Regions from separate parts of the Homo sapiens genome. Here regions 1 and 3 are each linked to region 2. Evidence: chromatin loops called from intact Hi-C (ENCODE). Cell type or tissue: endothelial cell of umbilical vein. All regions are shown on one strand. Links, peaks and the distances in the headings refer to the core of each region. The heading gives the core; the rest is flanking DNA.

What was found. A loop is a pair of places that touch in the nucleus more often than their neighbours do. Peaks named below come from ENCODE experiments on the same cell type or tissue, not always from the same donor. Only the 100,000 strongest peaks of a DNase experiment are listed, where the experiment ranks them.
Region 1: it touches region 2 in a loop (10-fold over the local background); 3 of 110 quality-filtered maps call a loop at or near these places.
Region 3: it touches region 2 in a loop (5-fold over the local background); 4 of 110 quality-filtered maps call a loop at or near these places.

Annotation. Positions count from the first base shown.
Region 1 is chr6:104,520,014-104,525,384 of GRCh38, reverse strand. The region is part of intron 1 of LOC105377918 (a long non-coding RNA gene); the gene reads left to right. Among named protein-coding and RNA genes, the nearest start is that of HACE1, 340 kb to the left of the region's middle. In endothelial cell of umbilical vein, for the core only: no CTCF peak of the experiment used is centred there; a DNase peak (open chromatin) is centred at 2,774; H3K27ac peaks cover 799 bases.
Region 2 is chr6:104,702,489-104,707,859 of GRCh38, reverse strand. No RefSeq gene overlaps it. Among named protein-coding and RNA genes, the nearest start is that of HACE1, 150 kb to the left of the region's middle. RefSeq lists a silencer at 5,269-5,371. In endothelial cell of umbilical vein, for the core only: no CTCF peak of the experiment used is centred there; DNase peaks (open chromatin) are centred at 2,579 and 3,479; H3K27ac peaks cover 3,696 bases.
Region 3 is chr6:104,768,662-104,774,032 of GRCh38, reverse strand. It overlaps HACE1 (HECT domain and ankyrin repeat containing E3 ubiquitin protein ligase 1), which reads left to right. Exons shown (of 24, transcript NM_020771.4): 18 at 1,959-2,108; 19 at 2,644-2,840. Among named protein-coding and RNA genes, the nearest start is that of HACE1, 89 kb to the left of the region's middle. In endothelial cell of umbilical vein, for the core only: a CTCF peak has its summit at 2,584 (motif pointing right); a DNase peak (open chromatin) is centred at 2,582.

The sequences.
Region 1 (5,371 bases), core at 345-5,344, 180 kb after region 2:
TTTAAAAGTATATAATACAATTATTTAAACGATCATAAAACCTCTGTGGCATTTAAAAGTACATAATACAATTATTTAAATGGTAAATAAAATTATTTAATAAAATTACTTAAATAGTAATTACATCAAGGTTAATTCAGTAGCCTTTTAGATGAACTTTAAAAATCATTTTCAGTAAGGAAAACTGTCACAGCCTCTAAAATATAGTTTATTCAATCATTTACTCATTGATTAATTTCATCTACTCCTTTAACAAATTTCATGAGCTCCTCTTCAGATACTGTTTTAGAGGCTGTGTCAGACTAGGAAGGATTCCTTAAAGATAATGGAAGTGGGTTACTACCCTCAAGGAGTTCCTGTGCCACTTCTGTACTCAAGAATATATGAGTCTGTAGGACCTCTGGGGAAGGGAGGAGTGACTTGTCATGTCGTGAGCTGCCTTGAATGGAGTGAAATTTTCCATTGTTGATCTGTCTATACTTGCTGTTTTGTGGCTAGCAAACTGATTTGCTGTAACCTTGTCTGCTTCTCCAACATCATAGGTAAACAATAAATATATGTGGAATGAATAAGTAAATAAAAAGACATGACTGCAAATTATTCCGTAATTTTCATCACGATAATCCCAAATAGTTTAATAATATGGAAACCTTGCAAAACATTAGTCTTTAAATATTTGTCGAAATTTCCTTAGATAGCTCTGATTATTTCCAAGAAAAAAAATTGAGAATAAAACAATAAACATCTATGTATGCTGCTTTTTCAAATTATAACATTTTGTCATATTTGCTTCAGTTATTAAATAATTTAGTTTGTATTTTGATCGGATTCTATGTGCATGGAAAGAACAAAATTGTTAAAAACATATAATTGGTATAATAAACAATACCACCTGAATCCCCCTTGTCATAATTTCTTGCTCGTCAGAGGCAACCCATTTCAAATATGTTGCTATTTGCTTATTGGACTTATAATGCTATTTACTGATTTTTTTAGTTTTGATTCTCTACTATGGAATATGAGGATATAGGTGTTTTCATCCCTCTACTACTATCTATAAAATACTTGGAACCTCCCAAATTATTAACTATTTGAAATTCACATTTAAGTGGGTGCCCTGTATTTTTATTTGCTAAATCTTATAACCATAATCCCTAACCATACACATGAATACTTCCTGCTGAAACCTTTAAATTTAGTTACATTTCACTTTCAGCTTAATCACTCTTTGATCGTCTATGTTCTGAGGATCATGCAAATGCTAATCATTGTTGAGCCAGGTAACATATAAAATATCACTCATTTTGCTTCCTATTTTTTGTTTTTGTTTTCTTGGATTGAAAATTGCTTGGTTTTAGGTTTGCTCAATTTTCTTTGTATTTACCTAATTTACACTAATTTATCTTCTAACTTCTCCCATTGTGTAATTCTCAACTCAATATATTATCCAATCATTTCACTTCTCTGGACCTGCTGTCCAGCCTGTGTCTTGGGTTTCTCCCGTCTCCTTCCTCCTAGGATCCTTGCCATTGCTTTGCTATGAGTGATCTTCTGTCTGTCTCTGGGGTCCCACGTGTTCCTCTATATTTGTTTACTCCTATATTTTGGTGGGAACTCCATGAGAAAGCTTACTACCTGGATGGTAAATGGATTGAGAGTTTGCATATGTGGAAATGAATTTGTTCCACATTCACTCCTGATTATCCTTTTGGTTAAGAATAGTATTATATGTTGGGATTTATTTTGAAGGCACTGTTATATTACTTTCTAACAATGTTGCCGTTGAGAAGTGAAATGCCATTTGAAATCGGCCTTTTTTTTGGTCCCAGGTGTTCTGAAATTTTACAGTTATGTGTTTGCCCTAGCATGGGCCAATGTCCATCTGTTGTTCTAGAATCTTGATGGATACCTCAGCCTCCAGAGAAAAATATTAGAAAAAAAATTCAAAATTAGTCAACCAATAAATAACATTCATAACAAATTTCCACCAGAACGTCAACTTTTCTGTTGTTACCTTGAAATAATCAAAGTATAGTTTTTTCTTATTATGTAATATTACGCAGAAGGTTGTTACTTAAAAAATATAGTACTGAGGTCATTCCTAATAAGTATCCCAAATATTTTTGGAATACAACTCATAGTTTTTCCTGTCACTGCACACCCTCCGATCCCACTGAAATTTAAATTCAGTTTAAATTTAAAATCTAAAGTTCTAAAAATTAAACTAAAATTGTTGTTTTCCAACGTGAATCTTTGTGAAAAGCAGAAAAAAACACTAAACACTGGTTGTGGCCAAAGTTTACTTAAAATACCTGGTTTTGGCCAATGTTACTTAAAATACCTGAATTAAAATTTTTTTCCTGTTTGAAAAGCTCAGGTGTGACGTGGTGGCTCACGGCTGTAATCCCAGCACTTTGGGAGGCCGAGGTAGGTGGATCATGAGGTCAGGACTCTGAAGTTTATTCCAGTAGGCTTTTCAATTTTGGTTTCCTCAATAATTTCATTTAACCTCATTGAGTGCCACCCCTTAAATGGTTTCTTTTAGGAATAGCAAAATAATAAACTTCAAATTGCCTTGAACCTGCCACCTGGTACACCCTTGAGAAAGTCTCGCGGGCCAGTTCTGGTCGCCTGCTCCAACATGGAGTGTGACGGGCAGGAGGCACGAGGCAATGACAAGACCCATGGCACTCTCACAGCTTCCTGTTTTTCTTCCGTAGGAAAAACTTGAAGAACTTTAGAGAAATAATATATGTATCTAATAGTTGTCAAGTAGCTCATTACAATTTTTGGATATCATGAATGTTTAAATATTAAAAAGAACAATTTGAGGAAATCAGTCATATATTATTTTGAGGAAATTGCTTCGGCTGCATCAAATTGATAAAAAAGAATGGTTTTTTCCTCTAAAGATTAATGGATTTTTAGATGATTTCTGAATAATATCCTCTACAGAAAGTAAATAAACATCTATTTTCTTAGCAATAGTGCTTCTTATATTGATATAAGTTAGAAATTAGTAGTAGTTAATACCTTCATGAATAATGTATATTGCTGGAAGTACTGTAATGGTCAGTTTCACGTATCATATGCTGCCTTTTAAAAGTATATTTTATGGTTTGCAAAAGAACAATTACATTTTTTTTCTCATTGCTGGATAGCTGAGATAATTGATAAATATCTGGTAACATCATACCTTGATTCTGATCATATGGAAAAACTGTATTTAGCAAACATCTAGCAAAAGGTATTTTTATCATCAAACAAGATTTTTCTTTTTAACAGAAAACACATTTTTTTCACCTTCTTTTTTTCTCCATTATAATTATTTGAAATGTCTGCTGGCATGTAGCATTTGATTAGGGAATTTTTGAGAAGCAGTCTATTTGTAATAGGATCCTCAATGGAAAATATAAATATAATAATATATTTATACACAATTTTACATTTTATAATAAGCATCTGATTTTTTCGATTTATGAACTAAAAATAGAAAAAGGTACTTGGTTTTTTATAGTTAAAAAAATTGTTTTTTCTTGGGTAGATTTTGGCCTGTACCTTTCTTTTTTAAAACTGAGTTTTAGTTCTGGGTTATTTTTATTTTTTAAAGGAAACTGACATTCCCAGCAGAATTGCTGTAGTGGACCTGAGATTCTTTCACATCACTGCATGGGAATATTTTCCATGTCACTAATTCCCAGCGGATGCATTTCCCCACCTTAAATGGGATATTTCTAAACATTACCATTTCAACCAAAGTTGTTTGATAGCTCACTATTATTTACTGATACTGTCTAAGTCTTGCTGCCAACATAATCTTAATAAGTCATTACAAGTCCACTGGGTAAGCTGTTTTTCCATTTCTTAAGCTTTAGTGCCTGTGCTGTATGGATTTGGCATTTAATAAATCACTGTAGGGCCAGCGAACACATTATATTCCTGTAGTTGAGACTGTCTAGACAAAAGTGCATGGAGAGATCTTTCCACTCTAAGTAGCGGGAGAGCATTTCTTTGCCACAAATTGGTTCTGAATCAATTGCTCAGAAACTTGGCATATCCAGGCTTACTTGGATGCAGGAGGAGTGCAAGACTAAGTGCTGCATGGGGTGCTTTTCTGCCTTCTAGTTTAATTGAATAGCTGAGAAGCAGTGCCTAAGAAACAACGGTCCTGTGGGAGAATGGCTTACAATTTTACCCTTTTCAGATTCAAGAATTATTATACCAATTTATGTTAGATGACCTTTGTTTACAAAAATATCTGAAAGGTTTATTAAAGCTGAGTAAATGATACTATTAAGGGTGTGCAGCAAGAAAAAAAATGGGAAGGAGAGAATAGGATTTCTTTCCTGATAGATATATTATGTATGTATGTGTATGTTTATCTTGGTTCCCCCTGTGAAGCTCTTTTCTTAGAGAGAGAGAGAGAGGATGTTTCATTAGTGAGCTTTTTGAAGCACAGCTTTCTTTCCATTTTTCAGGGGAAACTTGTTTTAGAAATGATCAGGGACTGTGATAGAGTTCGATCTTGCCCTTTCAAGGAGACCACTAGTAGTGCTCTTAACTGTTGCTGTTCTTGAAGGTTAAATTAGACCATGGTAAATTTCTTAGCAATATAAGCGTCAGCATATCCCTTGAACTGTCCAGGCTATACTGTTGCTTTTACTAGTTCTATGTTGGTTCTTTTTGCCTCTCTGCTCTTGTCTTCTGGTTGTGTAACACCTAATATTCTTGCTTTGCATATCCTCCTTGATGGATTTTCTTAAATTTCAGGTGTTTCTGGCAAAATAAAAAAGAAAAAGAAGTATGAAAATAAGTCTAGAATCATGCAGATATTAATGACACCAATAACAGAGAATTTATATTCAGAAGCATTTGGATTATGTCTCTTAACAATATATTACCATAATATATTGGCTCTTTTAATGGATTTGAAGCTATTTGGTTTCATTTGTAAACAAAATGAAAAAGAACATTCAGCATGGATGTCCATTACCTGAGAAGTGTCCACCCTAAGGGTGACTTATAAAGTCCACTGGTTCAGCTGAATTCAAATTTAATTGACTGTTTTATATATGAACATATTTTTCAGCCTAAAGTATTCACTTGTTGTGAATGTGACTCAAATTCCACTTTCATTTTTCACTTTTAATTTTGAGATAGTTGAATGTTGAGGAAATAATTGGGTAAGTAAATAAACGAACACATTTGAAGGCAGTAATTGGGCAGCAATGACATTCAAGTTTAATTGCCAAGTTACCTGAGGGTAGAATACACATCTCCCATCATGAACATTGTAGGTACTTCTGGAGATTTAGGCAAAAGCAGAAATCAGAGGCTTTATGTCCTGCCTGGAATAAAGTTTTTCAGCAGT
Region 2 (5,371 bases), core at 241-5,240:
CATGTTGAAACTTAATTTCCATTGTAATGGTATTAAGAGATGAAGCCTTTTGGAAAGTGGTTAGGTCATGAGGGCCTTGCCCTCATCAGTGGATTAGTGCCTTATAGAAGGATTGGGGGGATCTAGCTCAGCAGACCTTTTTGCCCTTCTACCTTCTACCATTTGAGGATACAGCGTTCACCTCTTCTGCCATGTCAGGATGCAGCAAGGAGGGCTTCACAGACACAGAATGAGGCCTTCCCAGCCTCCAGACCTGTGAGAAATAAATTTTTATTGTTTATAAATTACCCAGTCTATGGTATTTTATTATAGCAGCACAAATAGACTAAGGCATCTTCTATTCCATTCCCAGTTTGGTAAGTGGTTTTATCCAGAAGGGTTGTTGGACTTTGTTAGATACAATACTTTTACTGTGTCTATTGAAATGATCACGAGGTCTTTGTCATTTATTCTGTTTATATGGTTTATTACACTGATTTTTGTTTGTAAACAAACTTTGTTAACTTGCATTACTTGGATAAATCCCACTTGGTCATGGTGTATAATCCTTTTTATATGTTGCTGGGTAAGTTTGCTAGTATTTTATAGAAGATTTTCTAACTTATATTTACAAGGAACCTTGGCTTATAGTTTTCTTTTTTGTGATGCTTTTGCCTGGTTCTGGTATCACAATAATACTGGCCTCATAGAATGAGTTGGGAAGTGTTCCCTCTTGTTCTATTTTTTTTTTTAGAAAACTGCAAAGAATTGGTATTGTTTCAATGAGTGGTAGAATTCACTCAGAGAAGCTGTCTGGTCCTGAGATTTTCTTCATGGTAAATTTAAAATTAGTAACTTACGCTTTTTATCTGTTACAGATTTACTGAGATTTTCTATTTCTTCTTGAGTCTTGTTTTGTGTTTGCATTTTCTAGGAGTTTTTCCATTTCATCTAAGTTATCTAATTTATTGGTATATGGTTTTTCATAGTATTCCTTTGTAATGCTTTTTATTTCTGTAAGATTGATAGTGATCTTTCTTTTTTTCCTGATTTTGGTAATTTGAGTCTTTTTCTTTGTCAGTCTACACAAAATTACAGTAGTAATTTATCTATAGGACTTTTATGTGTAGAGTTTGCTTTAATACAGGAATTAAACAAAAATTCCTGAAGGCATTTCTTCTCATTTCTTGGTCTTCCCAGGATGTAACCTCCCCGTTTTCTCTCTACCATGCTCATAAGGATTGCTTACTCCTTCCTTTTATCCCCCAGTTATGCCATCCTCTTCTTTGTCCTTCAGGACACAATTTTGATCTCATATTCCAACATCTAATCAAATCAAGGGGTCCAGTGAAGTACATTTCAATGTCTGTGTGTGTTTCTTTGGTGTCTTTGCCCAATCTCGTGTAGCACTACTGACTCCAGCCTTTTTATTTTAAATTATCACAATTCAGAAATTCACTTTACTTCATAGACGTATTCTAAGTTTCATGCTTGGGAAGTCTATTTTGTTCATGCCATTTGAATTCAAAGTTTAACAACAAACTTGCTGCATCATATTTAGACACCCAGGATTTTGTTTCTGGAAGGATTTTAGAGATTATCCAGGATTAAGCAGCAGCCACTCAGTACCAGTCAGTTGTTGCCAGATGGGAATGAGAACCTACTGTGGCTGGATCTTCTCATTAAAACAAACAAACAAACATAAATCTGGATATTCGTGGGAAACCTCCAAATTTTTAAATGAAAGCAATGAATTAAAAACTCTTAAAACTGTGCTAACGTCAAGGACCCTGTTCTTTTAGTTTATTTGTATCCTGTTTTGTCCTCAGCACGCAATGGATTGGTAATGTTCTTGAAGAGTTTAGTTTAAGGAATTCTAGGAGATTATAGGTCTTGCTGTATCTTAAGAATGACATAAACAAAAAAAAGTTATTATCTTCCGCCCTTTAATATAAATATAGGCTATTTGGAACCAGATGGGTATTAAGAAGCTATGTGAGTGAACTTTCTTCCCTCCTTAAACTTTTACACTTGATTAACTAGTCATTTATGAAGTTGGATCTTCAAAGACACTTTATATTAGCCCTGGGAGTTGTCCCTTCTACTCAGCTAGAAATTGAAGTGATACTTTAAAATTAAGCATCTGTTCTCCTATTCAGCTCAAGCTTTAAGGATTGGTGTCTTCTGGAAGTGAGGTGTCCATAAAGAAGCATCCTGGGCAATTTGACATTCATAGAAAATGGCTTGGAAAACATGCCCATGGTGAGTCCAGCACCATTGTTCGAGGCAAAACTGTCAACATGTTTAAAGCCATCCTGGGAAATGACTAAAGACACGCACATTTTAAAAACTGAAAACGAGTGCTATTTGTTTTGGAGCTAGAGATAGAATACCCCTTTTGATCTTTTTCTTTTTCTCCCTGGCTGATCTCGGGATTTGATTTCTCTATTCAGAAAAAGAGCGTGGTTGAACATTTTGCTCCCTTAAGAGTTTCTGAGCCCTTAACAGCTGACTGGCATAGTCCATAGTTTCCTGATACCTTTCTTAAGATTTCCTTCCTGAGGAAACTGTGTCTCACAGAGGAGGAACGACGCCTCTGACCACATCCTGCTGTTCTTGTGTGTGGTTGAGCAGTTTTTATCAGATCTCAGGGAAAGGCAAGGTGAAGTCACCTCCTAACACTTCTCTTTTTTCCCTATAGACGTTTAGAACTAGAAGCCTTAGAGCTGGCACAACTGGATGTGTAAATATGTTTTGCCAAGTAAGGAGATCCATTTAAACAGGGACCATTTAATGGTGAAAATGAAAATCTTGAGCATTCAGCCTGGGAGATGACTGATGCTGGAGAATGCCAATAAATGTATAAAAATCTCTCTATTGAAAAATCAAAGTGCTTTTACATCCTTGTCTGTGACTTCTGTTTTTAATCCATTTAGGCAATGTTGATTTTTTCTCTCTTAATGAATAGCAATTGAGCTGTACATTTTACATACCAGTAAGTGACTACGAGATGCTTTTGAAAATTAGCCACCAGCAAGTACATTTCACATCTGAAGCAACATTTTGGCAGATGGACTCAGCTTAAAATTGGGACTGCCGTGAATAGTCCCAATTTCAGAATCAAGTTAATTCCATGTGGAACCCCACCAAACCTTTAGGCATTAAACGGAGCATGGTGTAAATCCTCGATGTGTACATTGCACTTGATGAGATGGCTGGCCATCCTAGTAAAAAGTGAGTCCAGAGGCTAGACATCTGGTGTGGTTGTTTTTGCAAAATACATTGTCACATTGCAGCATATAGAAAAATAATAATTGTCATTCTCTTTTGCCGCCATTCCTCCCAGGAGTGTGTTTTTGTCTGCTCTCCTGTCAAAATTATGTTAAACAGTAAAAATAAAAAATATGCTTCATAGTTTTCCAAACTTATCTTTCTCAGTTGGTTGCTCTTAAGGAATGTGACTTATGACCTCTACTTTTGGATGCTGCAGTTTCTTTCTTTCTCACGCATATAAGTAAGGTCTGCTCACAGGGTAAAGGAGGAGGATGTATGTTTTTCCAATGCCGACTTTCTTTTATTACCTGCTTGTATTTATATCAAAGAACATGTTGTATTTCCTCCTTTTCTGAAAGTCACTTACTCCACTTCATTTTGCTTTCCAGTTCTGGTTAATATTTATTATTTTGAAGTCTTAGTTTTATTTTCGTAAACGTTGAGATCTGTGACTTCAAATTATTATTCATTTACCCATTATAAATATCTTTTTTTTTTTTTTTGAGACAGTCTTGCTCTGTCACCCAGGCTGGAAGATAGTGGTGCAACCTTGGCTCACTGCAACCTCTGCCTCCCAGGTTCAAGTGATTCTTGTGCCTCAGACTCCCGAGTAGCTGGGATTACAGGTGTGCACCACCATGCCTGGGTAATTTTTGTATTTTTCGTAGAGACAGGGCTTTGCCATGTTGGTCTCGAACTCCTGGCCATGAGTGATCTGCCCACCTGGACCTCCCAAAGTGCTGGGACTACAAGCATGAGCCACCGCGCCCAGCCCATTATAAATATCTTTTAAGTGTTTAATTTACTGGAGTATCAAAATACTTAAATTGATGAAGCTAGTATGGCTTGTTTACCATGAATTCTAACTTTGAGATGTTCTGAAAGTGAAGTTAAGTAGAATGTAATGATTTGATCCATATATCTCACCTCTTCAGTCCAAGGGCTGTAGGTTAGAAGTTAGAATGGGAAAGGAGTAGAGGTGTTTTTTCGTCTCTCTTCTGTCTGGAAAACTAACCCTATCCTGTTGTACATTTGTCAAATCCTACTTGTCCTTCAAGCATCTTGATACACTGGTAGCATTAATCATGTATTATACAACTCCTTACACTGATGCACTATGAAAAGCTTCTTTCATGCAATGTTTCTTTAAATATAGGAAGTTTTAATGGACATTTGGGGCCATGCTTTCAATTACACTTTGAAGAGACTTTCCCCAAATTGCTACTGTCAAAGAGAACCCTATGTTAAAAAAGAGGGGACAGAGCAATTTATATCAATGAAAAAAATTTCTAAACTTTATTGCAATCACTGTATTGTTCACCAACAAAAAGGTAGACTGTATTTTGAAGGCTTCTACTAGAGACTGCGCTGCCACTTGGCTGAATTGCCGTGGCTTTACTGTGAGTGAATCTCTGCCCCTAAAATGAAATCTCTTCCTTAGTGTGGTTATAAGTTTTCATTCTTTCATAATAAATCTAGCCCAAAGACATTTCTTTACTGTAAATTTGCCTCCACAGAAGTGCTCATAAACAGTATCTGCCTCCATTACCTGTGGTAGACCCAAGTTTGACCATTTTGTAGAGTAAGCATATGCACTAAGAATCAATATGTGTTTTATTAGCACCAAGAGACTCATTGGATTGCTTTTTTTTCTTTTTACCTTTATGGGCAATTGCTATAAAAAGGTAAATTAAAAAGTTAACCATCTGCTACCTCACTTTTCATTTAAAATCTTTTATTTGATTACTCTTTCCAGGTAATCAATGCTTTCTATTTTGCTATTATGCTAGCTAGTGAATGAAGGTGGTTTTCACTTATAGCTTTTATTTATCTAACGGTATTGTCAGAGTCACAGTCTTTATGCGTCCTATTAGTAGTCTGGAAAATATTTCTTACTACATCGAAACAGAACAAAATTCAATTTAGAAATATAATTTCCTGCCATGGAGACACTTGATAACAGGGGGGAGATTAATGGAGCCCAGTGACAGAAACTTGATTTAAGGCAGGAGATTAATACTGCTTTATCAGCCTACACTGCAAGTGAATTGGCTCCTAAAGAAAAAAAATCTGTTTGAAGTTGCTGAGTTGTCTGCTTGTCGGTTGGAAAAAGGTCCCT
Region 3 (5,371 bases), core at 16-5,015, 66 kb before region 2:
GCTGATATGTGAAAATGCTTAGTTGGTGCCTGGCATATAGAAAGTATAAATATTATATGCTATTATTATTACATGAAAATGATATTATTGTATACTAGGATTTTTCTGAGAGCATGAAAATAGTTGGGGGAATCACAGCTATATATATTTTTTGAACTTAAAATTTATCATAAACTTTTAATTCTATTTAAAATTTTCAAGTTAAAAACTGTTACTCCTTTTCTGAAGATTTTCTCCCTATATGTTTCCTTTTTTTTTTTTAAAAAAGTCTCCTTATCTATTCTTTTTAAGCATCTAGATTTCTCAGAAAGTAATTAGAGAAGGAATTAAACACAGAGCTAGGGGAGGAAAGTAGAATCATCAGAAATCTTTGTTGGTCCATAGCTGTAATCATTCATTATTTTAACAGGTAAAAAATATTTGTGATTATTCTCAGAATATTATATTTTTGGGATTATGATTATATTTGTCTTTGAAGTCTGCCTTTATCTCACAAAGCTTTGCTTTGGCTTTTAATACCAGGTCTTGCTTCATGACAGTGAATTATTCTCCAAAGGTCCTTAACAGTGAATGATGAGACTCACATGACTTATTTAGGTTATTCCCATAGGCTTGCAAATTTATACCTTATATCTAAATAAACTAGTCAGCAGGTTAACCTGGTGTCAGCACCGAGAAATCAAAGACCAGTGAAACACAGAGTGAATTATTGTCAAAATGACTAAAGATTTCACTTTCCAATACATTTCTACCTTTTGTTTTTCTTTGATGCTATTTCATTAGGTTTATCCGTTGTTTCTTTTAGCCCAGGCATTTACAATAGTAGTATATAGCATGAGCTCATTATGTGTTTGTTGAATGGATGAGTAAATTTGTAATATGAATTAGTGACCATCACAGAAAAATAGGAAAAATAGGAAAAGAAAGTTATTTAAAGTTGAGGTTTTGGCATTAGGTTTTAACTTTTAACTAGTAGTATTTTTTTTTTGAGACTTTTTTTTTACGGTGGTGAAATACACATATAAATTTACCATTTATATTATTGAAAGTGTACAATTCAGTGGCATTTAAGTACATTCACAGTGTTGTGCAACCATCGGCCACTATCTATTTTCAGAGCTTTTTCATCACCCCAAGCAGAAATTCTGTACCCGTTAAGCAATATCTCCCATATCCCCTTTCCTCAGCCTTAGGTAACTACTAATCTACTTTACCTATCTATAAATTTGCCTATTCTAGATATTTTATAAAAGTGGATTCATATTCCATTGCACTGGATTTTCATAGTAATTGGTAACTTATTGCCCTTGCCATTTTTACTTTCACCTCAGAGGTAATTGTTTAAACTTAATTGTTTGCCATTAGAAAGACTTGGTTACCTTGTGGACTGAGGTGATTTTCTAATCATTGTTAACAGGCATCAAGTTCATTGACTAGGCCTGTCACTTAAGAGCAGTTGTACATTTACAGTTTTTAGTTATTCTCATAGTGTTCTACTCCTGAAGCAGCAAAAACTAGCAAATACTTACTGCACTGGCACATACAGATGAATGGGATAATGTCTGTCCTAGCGAACAGCCTATTGCCATACTGCCTAGGAAACTGTGTATATGTGCGTGTGTGTGTGTGTATGTGTATGTGTATATGATCCTCTGCTGTATTATTTCCAGAGTGTCTCTGATGATCTTCCAACTAATTTCAGTCAAAAGTACTCTAAAATTTTCTCTCTGCCATAGATTACTGTGACAAATATGTATGAATAAATGATTATCATCTATACTTCCAATTCTACTTACCACTTGTTATATTTTCCACAAAGAACATTTCTCTGGAAGTTTATACATAATGTAACCTTAGCTTTGCTGAAGTTGTATGTGAATTAGTTTATCTGCATCGAAGTAATCTTTCTTCTGCATATAGATTCTTAATAATATATTATTTTGTATTTATTTCAATAGGAACAACTTTTCAGCCTAATAGCAACTCTTATGTAAATCCTGATCACTTGAACTATTTTCGGTTTGCTGGGCAGATCTTGGGATTAGCGTTGAACCACAGGCAGCTGGTCAATATTTACTTCACACGATCCTTCTACAAGCACATTCTTGGTATGGCTCTATTATTATTTCTGCAGACATTTATTTATATTGTTTTTTTTTCAGTTTGAGGAAAACTAGATAAGCAGTAGTATTTTGGATGAGATAATTTTTATTTTGATTGGAGCCCATCTGTATATGTAAGCCATTCGGGGTTTGAAGGAGAAAAAAATGACCTACCTTTTTTTTTTCCAAACACCTCTAGTTAAGTTAGCCTTTTTTTTTTTTTTTCAATTTTTGTGTGTGTATTTTTATGCTAAGAATACATTTCAGTGTGAGTATACTTAAGATAATTGGCATTTTTGAAGTTTATAATAACTTCCTGAATAGTTATTTCAAAGAAAGATTACATTGTAACAATGTGAAAGAAACACAGAATTAATTTAACAGACTTTCAAATTCAGGAATCCATTTAAAATATGCTGTGTGTAGGATTGTATTATATTTTGCAGTTTTTCAGAATATCTGTAGAGGGCAGTATTTTACCATTAAATAGATAAGGGAAGGCAAAACCAGACTATAACTGCTGTATGTTTGCATTTTTTAGGTATTCCTGTAAATTACCAAGATGTGGCATCCATTGATCCAGAATATGCGAAAAATTTGCAATGGATTTTAGATAATGATATAAGTGATCTGGGTCTAGAACTAACTTTTTCTGTTGAGACTGATGTGTTTGGAGCAATGGAAGAGGTGCCTTTGAAACCTGGGGGTGGGAGTATTCTTGTGACACAAAATAATAAAGTGAGTATTTCAGTTTTTACCTTAACCATTGTTTGTAACTTGGCCCTGATAGTTTGCTAGTTACTCTAAATTCTTCTGGCACTTGTAGAAAAACTTTTACTATTACAGTATCATAGCAGATAAAACGTTTAAGTTAATAAAACAATCAAATGTTAAATTTTGAATTAGAAAGGATTATTTTGATAATTGTGCTAGCTGTGCTGAGTTGGTTCCTAAAAAATCGAGAGCACTTCAGCTGATAGTATAAATTGGGCATATGCATTTTGAGAAATTTGATTAGAAATATAAGCTTAAATGAAGATATTTGCAAAAATTGCTCTTTCATGTTTTTAAAGTGTAATATTAAAGAATTCTAATAGAGAAAAGAAATGCCAGTGTTTAAGCTTTCCACATACTTTTGGGATCCAGTAAGTTTGTTCGACCTTTTGATATTTTTTTGACTGTATAACTTGATTATTTATTTATTTATTTATTGAGACGAAGTCTCACTCTGTCACCCAGGCTGGAGCGCAGTGGTATGATCTCGGCTCACTGCAACCTCTGCCTCCTGGGTTCGAGCAATTCTCCTGCCTTGGCCTCCTCAGTAGCTGGGATTACAGGGGTGCGCCACCATGCCCAGATAATTTTTGTATTTTTAGTAGAGACGGGGTTTCACCATGTTGGCCAGGATGGTCTCAAACTCCTGACCTCAGGTGATCTGTCTGCCTCGGCCTCCCAAAGTGCTGGGATTACAGGTATGAGCCACCACTCTCGGCCTTATTTTTATTTATTATTACCTCTCCTCTATATGTATTATTTAAAAATCTTTGCATATGTTTTAAATTTCACTGTTCAAAGTCATAATATGACTTTAAGATTTAATATGGCTTGGTGTTTTAATATGTTATATGAGGTATTTGGAGTTAGAAAATATCATATGAATTCTAGTTCTGTTGCTTACAAGTAGCAGCTTCTGGTTGAACAATACTAAACTGCCCCCCTCCCTTTTTGTTTAGCTGAATTATAATTCCAAGACATCTTCAGAATCAATTTAACTATAAGAAACAATGTTCACTGAGCCATTTTTTAAACTATAGATTTAGTAAAATGTGGATTATTTTAAAAAGGGTTATGTTTAACAATTCTTCGAACTCAGTTTTCTGTAGAATTGGAATAATAATACCTCCCATACAGAATTGTTATTAGCATTTTGTAAAATGAAAAGCACAGCACAAAAGTTAGTTGTATTGGGTAGTTTTCTATAAAAATAGGTTCTTAGTTTCAGATATATAAAGGGAATTGGAAACTTATTAGCAAGCGACATAATTTTACCTTTTGAAACTTAAGATACTATAGTGTACAAAAAAAAGAGATTGAATTCTTGGAAATAAAGTCAGGAGTTGAGTTCTTACATATTCATACTTAGAAATTTTAAATTCTACCCTCTCATTTTACATGAAATGACACTAATCCTAAAGAGTTAATGGCAAAACTGGGGCCAAAACCCAAGCCTCCTAATTTCAAGTCTAATGTTCTTCATACTATATGCAAAATTAATTGTGTCGAGGAAGAACTTACTTGATTTTTAATGTAAGTCATGTTAAGCTCTAGAAGATTATAATAGTTAAACACTTAATTTTTAAACCTATATGATTTGCCAGTGAGTGAAAATATTTTTAGAATCTTTTTTTAGATTGTTCACCTTGTAGCATGTTTATTATTTTATTTTACACTGGAGGCCTACCCTCAATTAAGGGTAATGAAGTCATAGAATCTTTATTAAGCAATGATTGCCTTTGATAAGAGAACCATAAACATGATTCTTATCTGTGAATACTATATCTGGTGAGGTTTGTCACTCCTTTCAGATATATATGACAAAGTGGAAAGATCTAGTAACAATTGTATTCCAGTGCTTTGGGAGACTAAGGCAGGGGGATTGCTTGAGGCCAGGAGTTCGAGACAAGCCTGGGCAACATAGTGAGACCTCATCTCTATAAAAAATAAAAAAATTAGCCAGGCCTAGTTTTGTGTGGCTACAGTCCTAGCTATTCTGGAGGCTGAGGTGGGAGGATCACTTGAGCTCTGGAGGTTGAGGCTACAGTGAGCCAAGATGACATTACTGCCCTCTAGCCTGAGTGACAGAGCAAGATCCTATCACTTAAAAAAGAAAAAAAAATGTGTATGAGGTATATCTATATTTATGCTTGCATCTCCTAGCAGCACCCCCCCTTACTATGACATGATTTTTGTTTAGATTTTTAAAATATTATTAATTTTTTTGTATTTGTGTATTTTAATGAAATCTAGAAAGATGGAAAATATTGAATAAATAAGAATAAGTAAGAATATGCTCACATTGAGGATATACCCTTCATTGTGCATCTCACCAGAGGTGGGAATACTATTTTAATATTAAAGAGCTTGAAACTTTTGTTTCTCAGTTTAATACTATATATATTTACATTTTGTTTAATTGCTTGGTTGATTAGAGGCTAACTTTTTTAAGTAATTAGGAGTGTTAATAGCAGGGTCTTGATTATTAATGTTAT